Regions from separate parts of the Homo sapiens genome. Here region 2 is linked to region 1. A link is a loop called in an ENCODE intact Hi-C map of the cell type or tissue named here. Cell type or tissue: GM12878. All regions are shown on one strand. Each heading gives the region's core, and the rest is flanking DNA. Links, peaks and the distances in the headings are about the cores only. Region 1 holds the start of LOC101927823 (a long non-coding RNA gene). Region 2 holds the start of LOC105376140 (a long non-coding RNA gene).

Region 1 (8,328 bases), core at 191-8,190:
GGTCTTGAACACACTTTTGCTCCCTTCTGGCACTGGGCCTCATCAGAGGGGCTCAGTGAAGTTTGGAGATTGAGTTTGTTTTTCATCTGGATGGACTGCCACCTAAAACATTTCAAAGAGCCCTTGTTTGTCCATCTTCCAGGAAATTTGTCCTGGAGCCTGACCATTCCTTTTTTTGGGGAGGCACCTCTCAGCAGCAAAAGGTGAAGTTAGGGGTGGCAGCACAGGGGTTTGGCCTCAAGAAAGTGGCTGGTGCCCCTGGGATGGTGGCCAGCAGTGAGGAGGAGCTGAGCAGGGGAGGAACTTCAAGGTTGGTTTCAGGTCTGGGGGCTGGAAGTACAGACATGGGGATGGACAGTTCTAGGCTTCGAGGGAGCTGCAGCCCTGGCAGGGGAAGAGGGCTTCATGTGGGAGGGTAGTCAGGGGCCGTCACTGCAGAAGCTGGGTGGCCCTGTCACCAGGGTAATGGACCACAGATAGCAGATATGTCCAGGCAGCTGCAGAGAACATGCTGGATTGCCCCTTTCCAGAGTGCGGGCAAGGCTGGCCTGGCAACAGCCAGGGATCCCCTCCCCAGGTATGAGGTGTGGGCACAGAGCCACCTTCCTCTCCAGGTGCAGGGTGGGATAGGGGAATTGGGGCCAGGGAGGAGGGCTGGGAGCAAAGAGAGGGGGAGGTAGGGGAGGTGAGCTGGGGTGGGGAGGAGGAGGGGATGGGGGTGGAGAAGGTAGAATGAAGAAGAGATGGTGGGGTGGGGAGGAGGGCCGGGGATGGGGAACCTGTGGAGTCCCAGGTGGGGAGCCCTGGGCCAGGCTTGACAATCTCTGTCTCTTTCCAGCCATGAGGTGTGGCTACTTTTGCTTTTTGTCTCTAATGCTGAGAAGAAACACCCACAGAGAAAGTAGACATAAAACCCTTCAGATAACAGGGGGTAGAAATCAAACACACATCCTGTGACTCTGCTGTGCGGGAGGACGGTGCCCCCACCTCCAGGAGCCCAGCTGTAGGGGGGAATGGAGGCTGGGCTCAGCACCGCAGCCCCCATGCCCACCTGCACCCAGGCTCACTATGCAGACTGCTATGTGCGCTGCAGGAGCCAGACGGATGCTTTCTTGCAACAGGCTTGCTGCAGATGGTGTAACCCGTCTGAACGTTCATCTTGGTGGATGAGAGGCTTTCTCTGCACACAAAGCCTGAAAGAAGCCCCTCACTACCTCTCTCAACCATCTCCACTGGAGATGAAGCTTCTCAAGCCCGGGGAAGCCACGGAACCTTCCAGATACGGATGTCCCTTTTGTGGGGTACATTCTGCTCCACAACTGGACAGGAGGTTGAAGCCTCACTTGGCCTGGGGTGCTGACTTCCTCAGGGTCCAGGTGAAATGTAGGGAAGGGCCCTGAAAAGTTAGTGCTGAGAAAGAACTAGGGAGAAAATGTTTTGAACCTCAAGCCTTCCAAATCTTGTAAGAGGCTGGAATACATTTATGCAGAGTCACAGAGAAGTCTCCCAAGCCCAATCCAGGCCATCAGTGTTTTGTGTTCCATTAAGACTGGCACATTTGGAGAAGTGGCTGCTGAGCGTGTGGGTTACGGGGGTACAACTACCCTGGCATGTGGATGGCAGGTGGCCAGGTGGCTGGTGGAGCTGACCTCTGACCTCCAAGGTGTGGCTGAGCCCCACGAGCCAACACTGCCTTGAACCACAGCTACATCAGGTGGAAACACAGCTCAGAGCAGTACCTGGTCACACAAGCTCCAGGGCAGTCTTGAGGGAATGGTCTGGAAAGTTTGAATGCACGTGGCTGTGCCGGGGTAAGGTGACCATGGCGGTATGGCTGCAGCTCCTGGGAACTGCCTGGGGCCAGGAGCTTTGACAGGTGAAGCTGCTCCCTTAGCAGAGTGTATACCACCTGTAGATCCTGCTGCCACTCAGACGCCCAGTGAACCCCCCAGCCCTGCCCAGGGCATTGCATCTGGGGGCATCCCGTGACCTCTCACATACCTTGTATGATGGTTAATTTCGTGTTTCAACTTGGCTGGGCCACAGGGTACCCAGATATTTAGCCAAACATTATTCTGGGCATGTGCGTAGGGTGTTTCTGGATGACACTGGCATTTGAATTGGTGGACTTAGTAAAGCAGGGGGCCTCCCCAAGGACGAGACCTCATCCAGCTCACAGAGATCCTAAAGAGAGCAAAATGGCTGAGTAAGAGGGAATATCCACCTGACTGCATGATCTGAGACGTGGATCTTCCCCTGTCTTCGGACTCAAACTGAACATCAATTTCTTGAGTCTCAAGCTTGCCAGACTTCAGTCTGGAAGTTTGAAGGGATTTCCACCTTGAAAACAGCAGATCTGGGGAAGTGTCAGCCTTCCTACTCATGTGACCCAGCTCTTCTTTCCCTGTGTTTACACACCCACTGGTTCTGTTTCTCTGGTGGACCCTAAAGAATACACTCAGTATTCTCCGCCATTGAGAGGCATGGCCCTCACGCCTCCTTCCTGCTTGGACTTGAGATCAAAAGGCAGAACTACCACCTGCGTTAATGCATCAGGATGTGATGGTGCACAAGGGCTGGTCCTCTCCTTGAACTGCCACAGCACCTGATAGCAGGCACCAGCTTTACAGGGGAGGCTGCCGCAGACTTAGTGAACAGCGTGGTACCATGTGGCAGGAACCACTGTGGGTTTAAGGGCTTGCATACATTTCACATCTCAGCAAAGATGTCCACATTCTCTGATGACACCTAAGATTAGCTTGAAGTTCTTGGAAGAAGCCTCAAATATTATCACCTAATGAAGTTTAGATGTATTTTAGATGGAGAGTTGAGAGTCCTTTTACCCCTTACCTGATTTGAGTCCTGGATGATCTCAGCAACATTGTTTCCTGGGGGCCTGAAAAAAAAAAAGGGAAAGATTGAGGTGGACTAAATTTTTATATTTAAGAGGCGCTCATGCATAGTGTGAGTGTGAAACAAAAAAGCCTGTCTAAATAAGCAAATAAAACAGTGGAAATCCATTTTTTAAACCTGAATGCTGGGGCCTGGGCGTAGTGGACATAGCAGCATTAACATTTGGAAAGAATGCTTGAAAACCCTTTCAAAAGAAGCCACGTAAGAGGTGTGTGCATGCACACACACACAGCCTGTTGATGCAATTTATGTGTCCACATTTAATTTCTAAAAAACCTTCCAAATTTGCAAGCACACAATGCTGTAAGTCCTAGAGCTTCTAGGGAGCTCCCCTTGCAAATCCGATGCTGAGGATCAGGCTTTTTTTTTTTTTTTTTTTTTTTTTTTTTCAGAGTGCTTTTAGAACACCGTGTAGGACAGGATGTAGAAATGGGAAACTCACTGGTGTTCTGGCGATACCACAGCCAGACTAAACTGAGCAGAGAATCACCTGCTTGCAATGTAGAATTTCAGAGGGAAGGCAGAGAACAGGCTGGTCTCAGCCTGATGGGGTGATGGGGAATGGAGTACTGTGCACTCCAGTCCCCGCCTGCAGCCTGGTGCCAGCCAGCTAGGGGCAGAAGACAGCCCTGCACTCAGCTCATCCTCTCTGCTCCCAGCTGGGCTCTTAGTTCACACTGGCTGATCAAGAGCTAATATGTCTCCTTTCCCTGAAATATAATGAGGGAAATGTGACTTTGGCTTTGATTCTTCCCTTCCATCTACTTCCTCTAACCAACAACAAAGCTCCCATTTCACTAATGGTTCCTGATGTGATCCGAGCCCCACTAAATAGTTTATGAGAAATGGCTATTTTTATGTGAGCAGAAAAGAGCAGTTCCTGGAAAGCTGGGGCAGCCCTTCATGTCTGGGCTGATGAGATCATCAGTCTCAGGAAGCCGCTGCTCTGCCGGGGCCATTATTCACTATGAGTGCTCCTGTGTCCACGGAAGCCATCCATCCGGCCACCAGGAGACATGGCCTGGGAGCACTGCGTTGGAGAGAGGCTGACTTACCTAAAGTCCGCTTTCCCTGCTTTCCTTGTTGTGACATTTAAGAACAACGTCCTGAACGTGAGAGAATGGAGAAAGGAGACTTTAATGGGGGGTTACAACTGGTTCTAACTGGGGTCCCTGGATCAGGAATATCAGCATTGTTAGAAATGCACATTCTCAGGCCCCATGGGCAGCACCGTGTGGCTGCTAAGGGCAGGGTCTCTAAGCTGTACTGCCTCTGGGCTTGCAGCCTGGCCCTGTCCCTCATTAGCCAGAGGATCCTACTGTGCCTGTCTCCCTGCTGGCAGAACGGGCATCAAATCTCATCCCTCTGTCCAGTGTTGCTGCAAGGATTACACAGGCATCTATGTAAAGCCACTGCAGCAGGTACTGTGTATTAAGTGCTCAATAAAATGGTCAGCTGTCTTGTGATGTCAGAATGCCAACAGGGTAAGTGGCAGGGCCTGTTTCTTCTCAGGGAGGTCACAGTCTTGGGCACCTTCGTGTCCATGGAGATCCCAGGCCTGTGTGAGCTGCAGGTTCTGCCCTCAGAGAGGTGGCTCTAGAAAACAAGCCAAGCTGAGCTCGTAAATCTCCTCCCTAGAGGGGCACCTGCCACATTAGGAGGCGCTCTATTTATGCGTTCATATGAGAGTGCTAAAAGCTGCTCTCACTCCTCATCCATCCCAGTGGTACAGGCCGAACAGTGCCCTCTCAGAAAGGATCTGCTGAAGTCCTAACCTCCAGCACCTCAGGATGTGACCCTATTTGGACATAGGGTCTTAGCAGAGGTAACTGAGTTAAAACAAGACTGTTAGAGTGGGCTGTAAGCCAATCTGGCTGGACTGCCTGTAAGAAGGGGAGATTTGGTCATAGACAGGTACAGAGGGGCATTGGGAGGAGATGGCCGTCTCCAAGCTAGGAAGCCACTCCCCACCACACACCAGATCTGCTGGTACCCACCCTGGCCCCCCGGCCTCCTGCACTGTGAGAAGTGACTGCCTGCCGTCGAAGCCACCCAGTCCCTGGTGATGAGTCTGGCAGCCGAGCTGAGCGACACAGCTGGAAATTCCCCGGCCTTTCTTTCCTCTCACTTCTCTGTTCTGTTGCCAGTGACATCTGCTCTGATGATCTATGGCCATGTGACAAACCACCCCAAACTTTAGTGGCTTAAAACAATATTAATCAGTTATTTTGCCCAGGAATCTGCAGCTTGGGCAGGACTCAGCCTGAACAGCTCTCCCTGCTAGCCCCTTGCCTGCTGTGTCCACTAGACGGGATGGGCAGATCCACTTCCAGGATGGTGCGAGCAAGCTGCTGCTCTCTGTGGTGGGATTGGTGGGAGCTGTGGCTTCCCCTCAGCATGAAACTGGGCTCCAAGAGCACATCTAGGAGACAGGATGTGGAAGCTGTTCTTTCCTAAAGTCTGGACCTGCTCAGAAATTGGCATGGTGCCCCGCCCTCACCATGTTCTATTTGTAGACAAGTCATGGAGCCCAGATGCAAGGAGCAGCAGGGAGATAGACTGCACCTCTCATGAGTGAGAGCCAGGGAGTTCGGGGCATGTTGAAAACCACTACATATCACTGACGAGGTTTTTAGGTGTGAGTTCCTGAGAATGTCATCCTTTCTCTGCCCAATTTTCAGCTTAAATGACAACCCTATGAGCAGGTACGTGGTACCCACTTTGTGCTCTGGGCAGTGCTTTGCACTTTGAGATTAGGAGAGAGATGTGGTCCCGACCCCCACATCATTCAGTAGCAGGGCCCACAGCCATAGCTTTTAAGCTTGTCTCTGTTCAAACAACATCATGAAAGGCCAACATTAAACAGACAGGCAAGGTTGGGAGCGTGGCGCAAAGGGTGGCCTGCCTCCCTTCCAGCTTCTTTCTTCTACTACGACCCCCAGGGAACTGTAGGCACAAACACTAGGTTGATGAAAAGTTATGAGCATACAAGCTCAGAGATCGGGGTTGGAATACTTAATCCACAGCTTCTGAGGTGCCCCTTGAGCAAGTCACTGAACCACTCTGACCCTCAGTTTCCTCTCCTGTAAAACAGGGTAATAAAAATATCTCCCTTCCTTGTCCATCATGAAATGTAAGCACAACCTTATGTCAAAAGAATGGCATTTAAAGGCCCCTACTACCAAATTCTGAGCTTGGGTGAAACTGTGTTAGGCTTCCAGGAATGGGAAGATGCCTAGGCTGAAATCCAAGCTGGGCCCTGCAGGCTAGGAAGCTTAAATAAGGGGAGCAGGGAGGAGGAAAAACAGAGCAGACAGGAGGATCATCATCAGCAAGCAGTCACGTGGGCCAAAACGTGCTGTGGGCAGAGGTGGCAGCAATCAGGATGCCAGGCTTTCTGGACAGGGTGCCCGGGAGGGGAGTCTGGGGAGACGCCATTCAGAGTGGACACTGGGTTTGTGCGTACGTAATGCTCGACTTGATGGTGGCACACAGCAGAGGTCCCTGAAAGCGACATGGCAGGCACACAGGAGGTGGGGTCTGCCAGGAGCATTGGGGGCTTATCAGAGCAAGGCTTTAAAAGCATGCAGTCTGGCAGGGGTGGCCTTGATGATGCTTGGGAATGCAGAGGGAGGGTGATCTGGGAATACCTTCCAAAGAAATCAAGGCCAGAGCTTAATGTGGAAACAGAAGGAAGGAGGAGGAACTGGCTTTAGAGATAACAGGCTTTTCCTGAGCAAGAACCTAGAGGGATGACACAGGGGAGGGGTGGCTGGCCGGTGGGCCTGGAGCCAACTTTGAGGCCAGGGTGGAACACGTGCCTGAGACGAGGGTGGGCCGTCCCAGTGTCGGCTGCCTGCAGACATCAGAAATGTGGTTTTGAATCACAAGAAGAAATCAAGACTAATAGTGGAAAAGCCTGAAATGTCTTGCATAGAGCTGGTAGTTGAATTTCTAATTTTTTTTCACTATATCTCTAGAACTTAGTTTTTACAATTTCTCCAAAATATAGATTCTCTAGCAACCCTTCAGATGAAGATGGACCTGCAAATCCACAGCCCTTTTCAACCTCCAGGAACACCTGGCCACGCCTCCTAGAAGGCCTTTCCTGGTTTTCATATGTTTAGACTGCCATGGGATTTAGACATAGATGGGACTCTAAGAAGACTGCTGCTCTTCTCTTCTGCTCTTAGATAGGATTGATCAAATTGGGAGACTATGCTTTAGTAAATTTCATAGGTTAACCAACTTCCTCACCCAGAAGATGAAGGTCAACATCAACAGAGATAAGTCATGGCGGACAGTCAACATCAAGAGAGATAAGTCTTCACGTTATGTGATGAGAATCTATTTTTTGTTTGTTTGTTTGTTTTTGAGACGGAGTCTCGCTCTCTTGCCCAGGCTGGAGTGCAGTGGCATGATCTCCCCTCACTGCAACCTCTGCCTCCCAGGTTCAAGCGATTCTCCTGCCTCAGCCTCCCGAGTAGCTGGGACTGTAGGCGCCTGCCACCACGCCCGGCTAATTTTTTAATTTTTTTTATTTTTAGTAGAGATGGGGTTTCACTGAGTTAGCCAGGATGGTCTCAATCTCCTGACCTCATGATCCGCCCTCCTCGGCCTCCCAAAGTGCTTGGATTACAGGCGTGAGCCACTGCACCCGGCCATGAGAATCTTGTAAGCTGCGGTGATGGTGAAAAATATTTTATGTTTCAGCTAACCCCTTCTTGATGTATCTTTCTTTCTTCCTTCCTTCTTTCTTTCTTTCCTTCCTTCCTTCCTTCCTTCCTTCCTTCCTTCCTTCCTTCCTTCCTTCCTTCCTTCCTTCCCTCCCTCTCTCTCTTTCTTTCTTTCTTCTTTCTTTTCTTTCCTGGGTCTCACTTTTGTCACCCAAGCTGGAGTGGAGTGGTGAGATCTCAGCTCACTGCAACCTCTGCCTGCCAGCCTCTCGAGTAGATGAGATTACAGGCACCCACTACCACGCCTGGCTAATTTTTGTACTTTTAGTAGAGACGGAGTTTCACCAGGTTGGCCAAGCTGGTCTTGAACTCCTGACCTCAGGTGATCCACCCACCTCAGCCTCCTAAAGTGCTGGGATTACAGGCATGAGCCACCATGCCCGACCGATGTATTTTTCAAGTATATTTTCTTCTTGTCTTTGGTGGAGTTTTAAAAGACCTACAGCCATCTGTAGGTGTCACTTCCTTCTCCCTCTGAAGCTTCCAGATGCCTGCCCAACTCTGATGGAGGGTTGTATCAAATAGACTAGAGGTTACGGGTTTTGGGGAGGAGACCACAGAGATAAAGTGCCATTCTCATCACATAACATCAAGGTCACATACTATCAACACGACTTATCTCTGCTGATGTTGACCTTCATCTCCTGGTGAGAGAGTGTTTGTCAGCTTATTCCACTGT
Region 2 (8,328 bases), core at 258-8,257, 110 kb before region 1:
ATGAAAGGCCCTCTTGGATGAACTGGTAGTGTCACTGGCAGCAGCTGCTAGGCTACCAGGCTGGGCTGGCTTGCCATCCTGGCTTCCCCACTGGCCGGGTATGTGGACCTGTGTGATGGTGGATTGTATGTGCCAACTTGGCTGGGTCATGGGGTGCCAAGATATTTGGTCAAACATTCTCCTGGGTGTTTCTGTGAAGCTAACTTTAAATCAATGAACTGTGAGGAAAGCAGATTGTCCTCCCTAATATGGGTGGGCCTCATCAGTTCATTGAAGACCTGAATAGAGCAAAAGGCTGATCTTGCCTGGGAGGAGAGAGTTGCCTTTGGACTTCTCTGCACCATCAGCAGACAGCCTTCAGATGCCTGCAGTGTCAGCTCTCCTGGGGCTCCAGCCTGTGGCCCACCATCCAGAGTTTGGAACTTGCCAGTCTCTGTATTCATGTGAGCAAAGTCCCCTAGACTTTCTCTCTCTATACACACTTTGCTGGCTATTTTCCTCTGGAGAGCCCTGACTCATACCGTTGCACTGAGCTTTTTGACTTTTCGGATCTCCCGCTTTTCTGTGCTCTGCAATAAATCACCCTTGAATCACAGAAATGGGATGATGAAGGCTGGTGGTCTTTAAACTTTAGCAAGAACCACAACCATTCAGAGGTTTCTTAAAACTCAGATTGCTGGGTCTCAACCCAGGAGATCCTGATTCAGCAGGTCTGGGATGGGGCCTGGAATTTGCATTTTTACATGTTCCTGGGTGGTGCTTTGAAAACGACTTCTGTCAATGACAGTCCGGAACAATGACTGACCTGCTCTAAGCATCTGATAAACAGTGGCTACTGTGCATACTGACCCATATGTTCTGAGAAATGTTTCTGTTGTGGGAGGACTAGCAGTCTTGTTGGGATTATTTGGTGTGGACGCAGCTCCCAGGTATCCCTGAACTCATTTGCAGGAGTGGTGACTTCGGGGAGACTATAAAGGAAGAACTTGGTACCCACAGACCCACCCTAATCAAGCTTGTCATGGTCTCTCCCTGCTTACAGCACAGATCTTCACGGATTGCAGCATTCAGGACCTGAGTCCATGCCCATGCAGAGGCCCATTGCAGTGTTTGCTTAGCATAGCTGCATTTCCAGAATGTAGGCAGGAGAAGCTGTAAAAGATTCTCACCCTGCCATGCACACTGATGGCTCACATTCTAAAGAGTCAGGTGAGTGAAGTTTAACTGGACTTTGAAGACTGAAAAATTTTTATGTTTGGTACTTTTTAGAATAATTGAGTGTATTTTAAAACTCTGATCAAAAATCGTGGCTGGTTTAAGGGGTTATGCCAATCTGGATTCTATTGTTTCAAAAAGGGAAGAAAATCAAAGAGGCTAGTCTGAATCTTCAGACTCTTTGGAGATTGAGAGCCAGGGCCTATGGTCCCAAATTTGGGAGAAAATTCTTTTGAGATGACACATTTTATTTTAAGGTGCCTTTGTCAAATTCCACAGGGCATCAGGAGCAGTGTTCTGCACCCTGAGGGTGGGGCGTTAGCTGTGCCTGCTGCTGTGGGATTCCTATCACAGGGGACTGGGTCACCATGGAATGACTGATGAGCTCCTTCTCTCCTCTGTGTCCGGAACATAGGCAGCAATGGCACTGCATACACAAGGGTAACTCACACAGCTGCCTGCGACCACCTGCCCTTCACAGCCCAGATGAGCCATCATTTTACATTAGTAACTGCTTTACTTCCCCACGCCAAAGGCAGAACTAGAGTGCTGAGCTGCAGCAAGTGACCCCAGTCCCATCCAAGCCCATGGCCGACTCAGACGCGGGTGGGCCTGGGCAGCTGCTGGCCTCCACAGTGAGGAGAGGGACAGTGAGCGGGTATGGGCAGAGAGCCCATGGCAGTCCAAGGACCTCAGCCCAGGGCAGCTCCCTTGACTTCAGGGTTTTTAACTGAGCCCATTGTTGGGAAGAACCCTGGGACAGTTGATGGACACAGCCTTGGTCAGTGGCTGCCCAGCTCAGAGGCTCTGTGGAGGCTCCTGGGGACGGGCAAGGCTGGGCTGCTCGTGCCACGCTATCAGGGACTCAGGAGGGGTATAGACCGGGATTAAAACCCCCTATTTGATTCCTGCTCTCTTCCCAGGCAGGGGGAGCTTGGATATCGCTCAGGGTCGATTATGTTTAGGATTAAATGGGGATGCTATAGTCTTTTGGGGAGCTGGCAAGAATGAGGACTCTGACACAGCAGGTCTGGGGTGGGGTCTGAGGGTTTGGCTTGCTACCCAGCTCCTGGGAGAGGTTGTTGGTTTACAAGCCACACTTTGAATAGCAGGGTTCTAGTCTCCATGGATGCTCCTCTTGATAGAGACAAAAGCCAACTTTGTAATCCTGGATGTAAATTTGAGTAGGGAAAGTCTCTCCTTGTTTTCTAACTTCCGTTGGCACTGATTTTCATCTCTTAATGACAAACTCTGTACTGTTAGGGGCCATATGTATGTGTGGCTTCAGCAGTGCTTGGCAAAAATGTCCCTGTGTACATGAACTCTTGATTGGCTGAATGAAAAAGGTCAGTGATGTCTCCCGCTAAAGCATTTATAGGAGCAAGGCACATTTTCCAGTTTGGTAAAAGAGGAGGTCAACCTTTGCATGTGGGTCTCGTGAGAGATTTCCAATTCGTTCCAGCGACAGGCCCTGGATTCTTAGAACGTCTGCCTGGTGACTTACCAGCTTGAATTTCTCAGGCCTGCCCGCCAGGCTCTCCTAGTCTGACGCAGAACATGTCACCAACTTCGTGGCTACCATCTCCATTAGAGGCATCGATTGCTTCAAATGCTCACTCCTGATGGAAGCCAAGGGTCATAGTCCCAAGTCCACACTTTCTCTCCTCTCTCAGTGACAATCCAGTCCCAGTAGGACGGTGACCCTGGGACTCGAGCTGTGTTCAGAGTCACCTCTTTTCGCTTTGATGTGCTCACTTTGCCTGATTTGAATTCACTCAGTCTTCCTCTTTCTCTGGCACATTCAATGCTTTGGGTTCAGTTCGTCTTGCTACCCAATTCCCTCCAGGGCTGACCATTTCCAAACCTTCAACCCTCACTCCCTTTCTCCCAATCCCACTCCAGCCTCACCTACTCCACAGACCTTTCCAGGGGACGTTCAGCTGCTGCCCTTCTCTGTCCTCCCATGGACATACATTACCTTCTTCAGTTGCAGCTGAGGTGTCTTCACATTGCACTGTTTTCTCTAGTGTGTTTGTTCACGTGTCTTATTTTTGGCTTTCTTTATTAGCTGGAAGGGCCCTGGTGCGCCCACATCCCTCTCCAGAGAGTTCTGTCTGGTGATTTGCACACGTGAGGCCAGGAGAATTGCCATGTAAGGTCTGAGTGTCCACCTCTAGCTCTTTCTTGTCTCTTAAAGAAACAAAATACAGGGGCCGGGCACAATGGCTCATGCCTGTAATCCCAGCACTTTGGGAGGCCGAGGCCGGAGGATAGCTTGAGCTCAGGCATTCGAGACCAGCCTGGGCAACATGGTGAAACCTCATCTCTACTAAAAACACAAAAACTAACCAGGTGTGGTAGCACGTGCCTGTAATCCCAGCTACTTGGGAGGCTGGGACACGAGAATCACTTGCACCTGGGAGGTGGAGGTCGCAGTGAGCCGAAATCATAGCACTGCACTTCAGCCTGGGTGACAGAACAAGACCCTGTCTCAAAAATATAAAATTAAATTTAAAAATAATAAAATAAAATAAAATAAAATAAACAAAATACAGGGATGGGGGTGTGTGTTGATCCATGTGGCACCTCTTAGTGAGACTGCAACAATCCCTTGATCCAGAAATAATCCCTGCTTCTTGCCCCTACATCACAATTTACAATGTGGCACAATTATTCTGTAGCATTTGCATGTTAAATGGGCAAGAAAACTTAAAAAAGAATTCATTGAATGTCTCTGGTTAGAAAACAAAGACTCACCTCCTTTGTCAGAGAAGTGACCTTTAGAAACCAGGCTTGCAGATGATACAAGATAAACTAAGATAAACTTAACACCTGCAGTTTACACTGACATTCACATTTGCTAGCCTTAGGGACTCTCTCCAATGTTGTGAGGCTTTTCACATCACTTGAAAAGGAGCAAGAAAGACCTAGAATTCTTGAGTTTCATTAGGAACCTCCAGGGATGGAGGGGGCTGAGTATTTCTATCAGCCTGGTGGCTTGGAGCCCTGAGCTAGTGGCCCTCAAATATTTTAAGGTCGATTTGTGTCTGTCCTGAACCTCATTCACATGCAAATTCTTTTTAAATAGAAATTTGTAAATGGCGTGCACACCTCTAAGAGCGCTGCAGCTACTTGTCCAGTGTCTTGCCTTCTTTCTGAGTTACTGTTGGAGCCACGGCCAAAATTAGAGAGGCGTTTTCTGTAATGCTGAGAAAAGCAGGAAGCGGTGAGACGCTTGTAGCAGAACACGCAAAACTGTTTGGCGGTGGCCCCCCCTCCACCTCCCACCCACCGCTCTGTAATTTCCCCAGGCAAGGCTGAAGGAGCCTTTCTTGGAAAACCCCTGATAACGTTGCTACACAAAGGTTGGGAGAGTCCCTGACGGCCTGTGAGGGACCATGTGGGGCTGGGGGTGGATAGGGGAGCTTGACTCTGCAGTCCCCAGGGCAGTCTGAGTCCCCAGTGCCTGGCGTGGGTGAGCTCAGGGCTGCTCCGTATGGGGGCATCCAGGCCTGGCTGCTGATGCCCTGTGGCTGAGGACACCTCCATCTGCATGAGCCAGTTTGGAAGTCCAGCTTGCCCCCCAGGCAGTGGAGGCCAGTAAGGGCTTCTCCCCAGATTGACCACTCAGATCAAATTGATCCAGGTGTTGAGACAGAATTGGCCCCATTTTCTGCTAATTTCCATTCTCTGATTGTGCTGCCTGCTACAGGAGTCATTTTGGATTTGGGCTGACCTGGTAGACTTCTGAAAGACAGTGCTCTGGGTTCAAGTTGTCCTCAGGTAAGTTATTACCTAATTGCCTCCAGCACCATCCCGTTCCAAACCCTCACTCCCTCTTCTTCCTTTCCCACTCCAGCCTTATCTTCTCTACGGTCCCTCTGCAGGTTGCGTCCAGCAGCTGGACTCTTCTAAGAGCGTGGTATCAGTGCAAGATGCTATTTGGTGCTTCCTAGGTAGATACTGTAGTAAGTCCAGGTTTTATGGGACTGATGCTGGAGTGCCTGCTATGAGAAAGAACACAGAATTACAACACAATTTACATTCCCCCCCACCCCCACCTCTAGGAGGGGTTAGAATGTGAACTGCTGGCAGACTGAACCCACTGCAGTTCAAATCCCTTACTTTGTCAAATTTAAGAAAAGGTATAATAATGATTATCTGTTGCTAAGGCACCTCTCAATACCATGAGTGGCCTGTGTAGGTGAAGGGTCTTTAGGCCTAGTCATCATCAAGGCATGGAGGGGTCCGTGTCATAGCTAGTAACATGGTTCTAGAACATTTCAGAAGCACCAACACCATGCTTTGGCCATGGCATTTATTTTAAAATAGTATCCCCATATGTGATAGCAATACTAGAGGAAATACGTAACAGAAGGGATCTTCCCACATTCCATCATCCTGGCAAAACAGCTGCTCTCTTCTCAGTACAAATGCATGTTTCTAAACAGTTGTAATGACAACCTTGGAGTGAGGAAGGCCTTTCTAAGAAAGACACAAAAACCTGGAAAAGATTGACACACATAAAAATAAAATAATGTGGGCAACGCATTTCCAAGTCTAAAGACAAATGGAAATGTGGGAAAATATTTACAACTCATATCGTAGACAAGGAGCTAATTTTCCTAATTTATGAAGAACTCCTATAAATCAATAACAAAAAGACCAATAGTTCAAAAGGATTAAAATATATTAATAAAAGTTTTCAGACAAGGGAATACAAACAGTTTTAAGCACATGAAATATGTAAGAGCTATATTGAAATTTTTAAAGAGCAGGGTTTTTTAAAATTTTATTTTTATTTTTTGAGACAGAGTTTCATTCTGTGGCCCAGGCTGGAGTACAGTGTCGCGATCTCTCAGCTCACTGCAACCTCCACCTCCCGGATTCAAGCAATTATCCTGCCTCAGCCTCCTGAGTAGCTGGGATCACAGGCACCTGCCACCACTCCCAGCTAAGAGCAGGGTTTTTTGTTAATGTAGGAAATCCGAAGGCCCAAATTCTTTGTGGAAGAAGAATAAAACTGGACTACTCACTCTGTCCGAAGGAAAGATCTGTTAGAAAGCTAGAGGAATTAAGACGGTGTGATGTTTGCACACGAATGGACAGATCAGTGTAAAAAAAGACATTGCTAACTTAAAAATCACACAATCTATAAGTTTGGAAAAGGAGACTTGATGGTTACAGCCATCAACGTGGCCATCCCTTAGACCAGGAAGCTTGCCTTTGGCCAAAGCCAGAGACAGGCACTCTGAAGGAGAGATTAGGGCAGCAGCTTTGTGCTAAATGGGTTGGATAAACATGCATCTTCAACAGGTTATAGGAGGAGCTAGGAGTATTCATGAGGTGGTCCTGATGCATGTGTGCTGAACCCACATGTATGTAACATACAACTTATGTCTACCTTGGGGTGGAGACTGAACATTTAAATGTATTACAGTCAGGCCCTATACGTCAAGAGGTATTTTCAGGACATGAAGGGATTCAAGTGCACAGCCTCTGTAAACCAGCCAGAGCCAGTGCTGTAGTTGTGGCTGGTGGAACAGGCGTTCAGTTACTCAGCCTCGGTGAGCTGGATGGGTTGTAATTGCTTTAATATTGCTTATCTCAAGGCTGGAGCTTGTTTAGCTGCTAGAGAAAGAGAACCCCAAAAGGAAGAGAGTTTAATGAGACATGTCTGACCACCTGTCCCATCATGGAACTTAGTTTTTAAGGTGTTTCTGGGGTCTCCTTGGCCAAGAGGGGGTTTGTTCAGTCATTAAGGGGTTTAGAATTTTATTTTTAGTTCCCAAATATAGGGTCTAGGAACAGTTATGTATGGTTATTTGTATGGATACTTGATTTATGCAAAAAAGATACTATAGTACAGAGGGAACATTTTCTTCCCTCAATAAATGAGGAATAAATTTTCTATCCATATAGAAAATAGTTCATCTGACTCCCACCTCCTTTCAAACTCAGAATGAATTGCAGTTCTAAATGCAAAAGGCACAAACAACAAGACTTTGAAAAATAGAATATTTTTATGACCTTGGAGCAGGCAAACATTTCTTAATCAGGACACAAAAGGTTCAAAAAGGAGAAATGTTGATAAGTAGGACTCTATTAAGATTAAGCATTTCTGTTCCTCCGAGGATAACATTACAAGATTTAAAAGGTAACCTCAGAATGGAAGGAGATATTTGCAATACATAAATCTGACAAAGAACTCTTAATCAAAATATACAAAGAGCTCTTACAAATCAATAGGACAAGACAAAAAAAAAATCAATGTGAAGCATTGGCACTGCCCAGAAAAGGAAATCCAAATGTCCACGAGCAAAAAGAGGTGTTCAGCTTCATTAGTCACCGGGGAAAACCACAAGGTGATATCCTCATGTACAGCCACAAAATTGGCCAAAGTGAAAAAAATCCCAAAACTTACAAGAGCCAGTGTTGGTGAGGGTGTGGAGCAGCCAACCTCCATCCACTGCTGGTGGAGGGTACGCACTGGTGCAGCCAACCTCGAGGCTGTTTGGCAGTTTCCACTAAAGCTGAGCACACACCTGCCCTGTGACTAGGAGAAACAGTGTCTGGAAGGAATCAAGAATGTTACGTGAATGGGTTCACTTTGTGCATGCCTCAGTATGTAGGATATACTTCAATAAAAAGTTTAAAAAAAAAGAGTAATGAAAAAAATCAAACTTTGCAGAAGTTTCAGAAATGTTTTAAAAATGTGGTAACACTTGTGTAGGGAAATAGGCATTCCCATATATTGCTTAGTATAAATAGTTTAAACAAAAACACTGGTCACTACCCACTAATATTTAAAATGGGAGTTAAAAATGATGCACCAACTGAGAAAGGTCATTTGGCATTCTCCATCAACGTAACAAATGCAGTTCGACCCCTAGTTACCTCTAGAGAGACTTGCGCAAAATGATGTTGAGGAAGAGTCCAACTCTGTAAAATATTTGAAGAGATTTATTCTGAGCCAAATATGAGTGACTGTGGCCTGTGACACGGCCCTCAGGAGATCCTGAGAACTTGTGCCCAAGGTAGTCGGGGCACAGCTTGGTTTTACTTTTTTTTCTTTTTTTTTTTTGAGACTGAGCTTCGCTCTTATTGCCCAGG

The links. Hi-C counts contacts between places; a loop is a spot of excess contacts. Peaks named below come from ENCODE experiments on the same cell type or tissue, not always from the same donor. Only the 100,000 strongest peaks of a DNase experiment are listed, where the experiment ranks them.
Region 2: a loop joins it to region 1, with 2.2 times the contacts of the local background. A loop is called at or near these places in 2 of 110 quality-filtered maps.

Annotation. Positions count from the first base shown.
Region 1 is chr9:89,811,070-89,819,397 of GRCh38, forward strand. LOC101927823 (a long non-coding RNA gene) reads left to right here and starts at 6,774. Exons shown (of 2, transcript NR_188443.1): 1 at 6,774-6,855. RefSeq lists enhancers at 4,883-4,992, 5,043-5,142. In GM12878, for the core only: no CTCF peak of the experiment used is centred there; a DNase peak (open chromatin) is centred at 5,002; H3K27ac peaks cover 2,084 bases; H3K27me3 peaks cover 152 bases.
Region 2 is chr9:89,696,991-89,705,318 of GRCh38, forward strand. LINC03062 (long intergenic non-protein coding RNA 3062) reads left to right here. Exons shown (of 6, transcript NR_024280.1): 4 at 1,043-1,209; 5 at 4,928-4,998. It overlaps LOC105376140 (a long non-coding RNA gene), which reads right to left and starts at 7,476. Exons shown (of 3, transcript XR_001746827.2): 1 at 4,952-7,476; 2 at 4,327-4,422. RefSeq lists enhancers at 1,356-1,857, 1,858-2,357, 4,333-5,532, 4,349-4,668. In GM12878, for the core only: no CTCF peak of the experiment used is centred there; a DNase peak (open chromatin) is centred at 4,441; H3K4me3 peaks cover 2,223 bases; H3K27ac peaks cover 2,316 bases.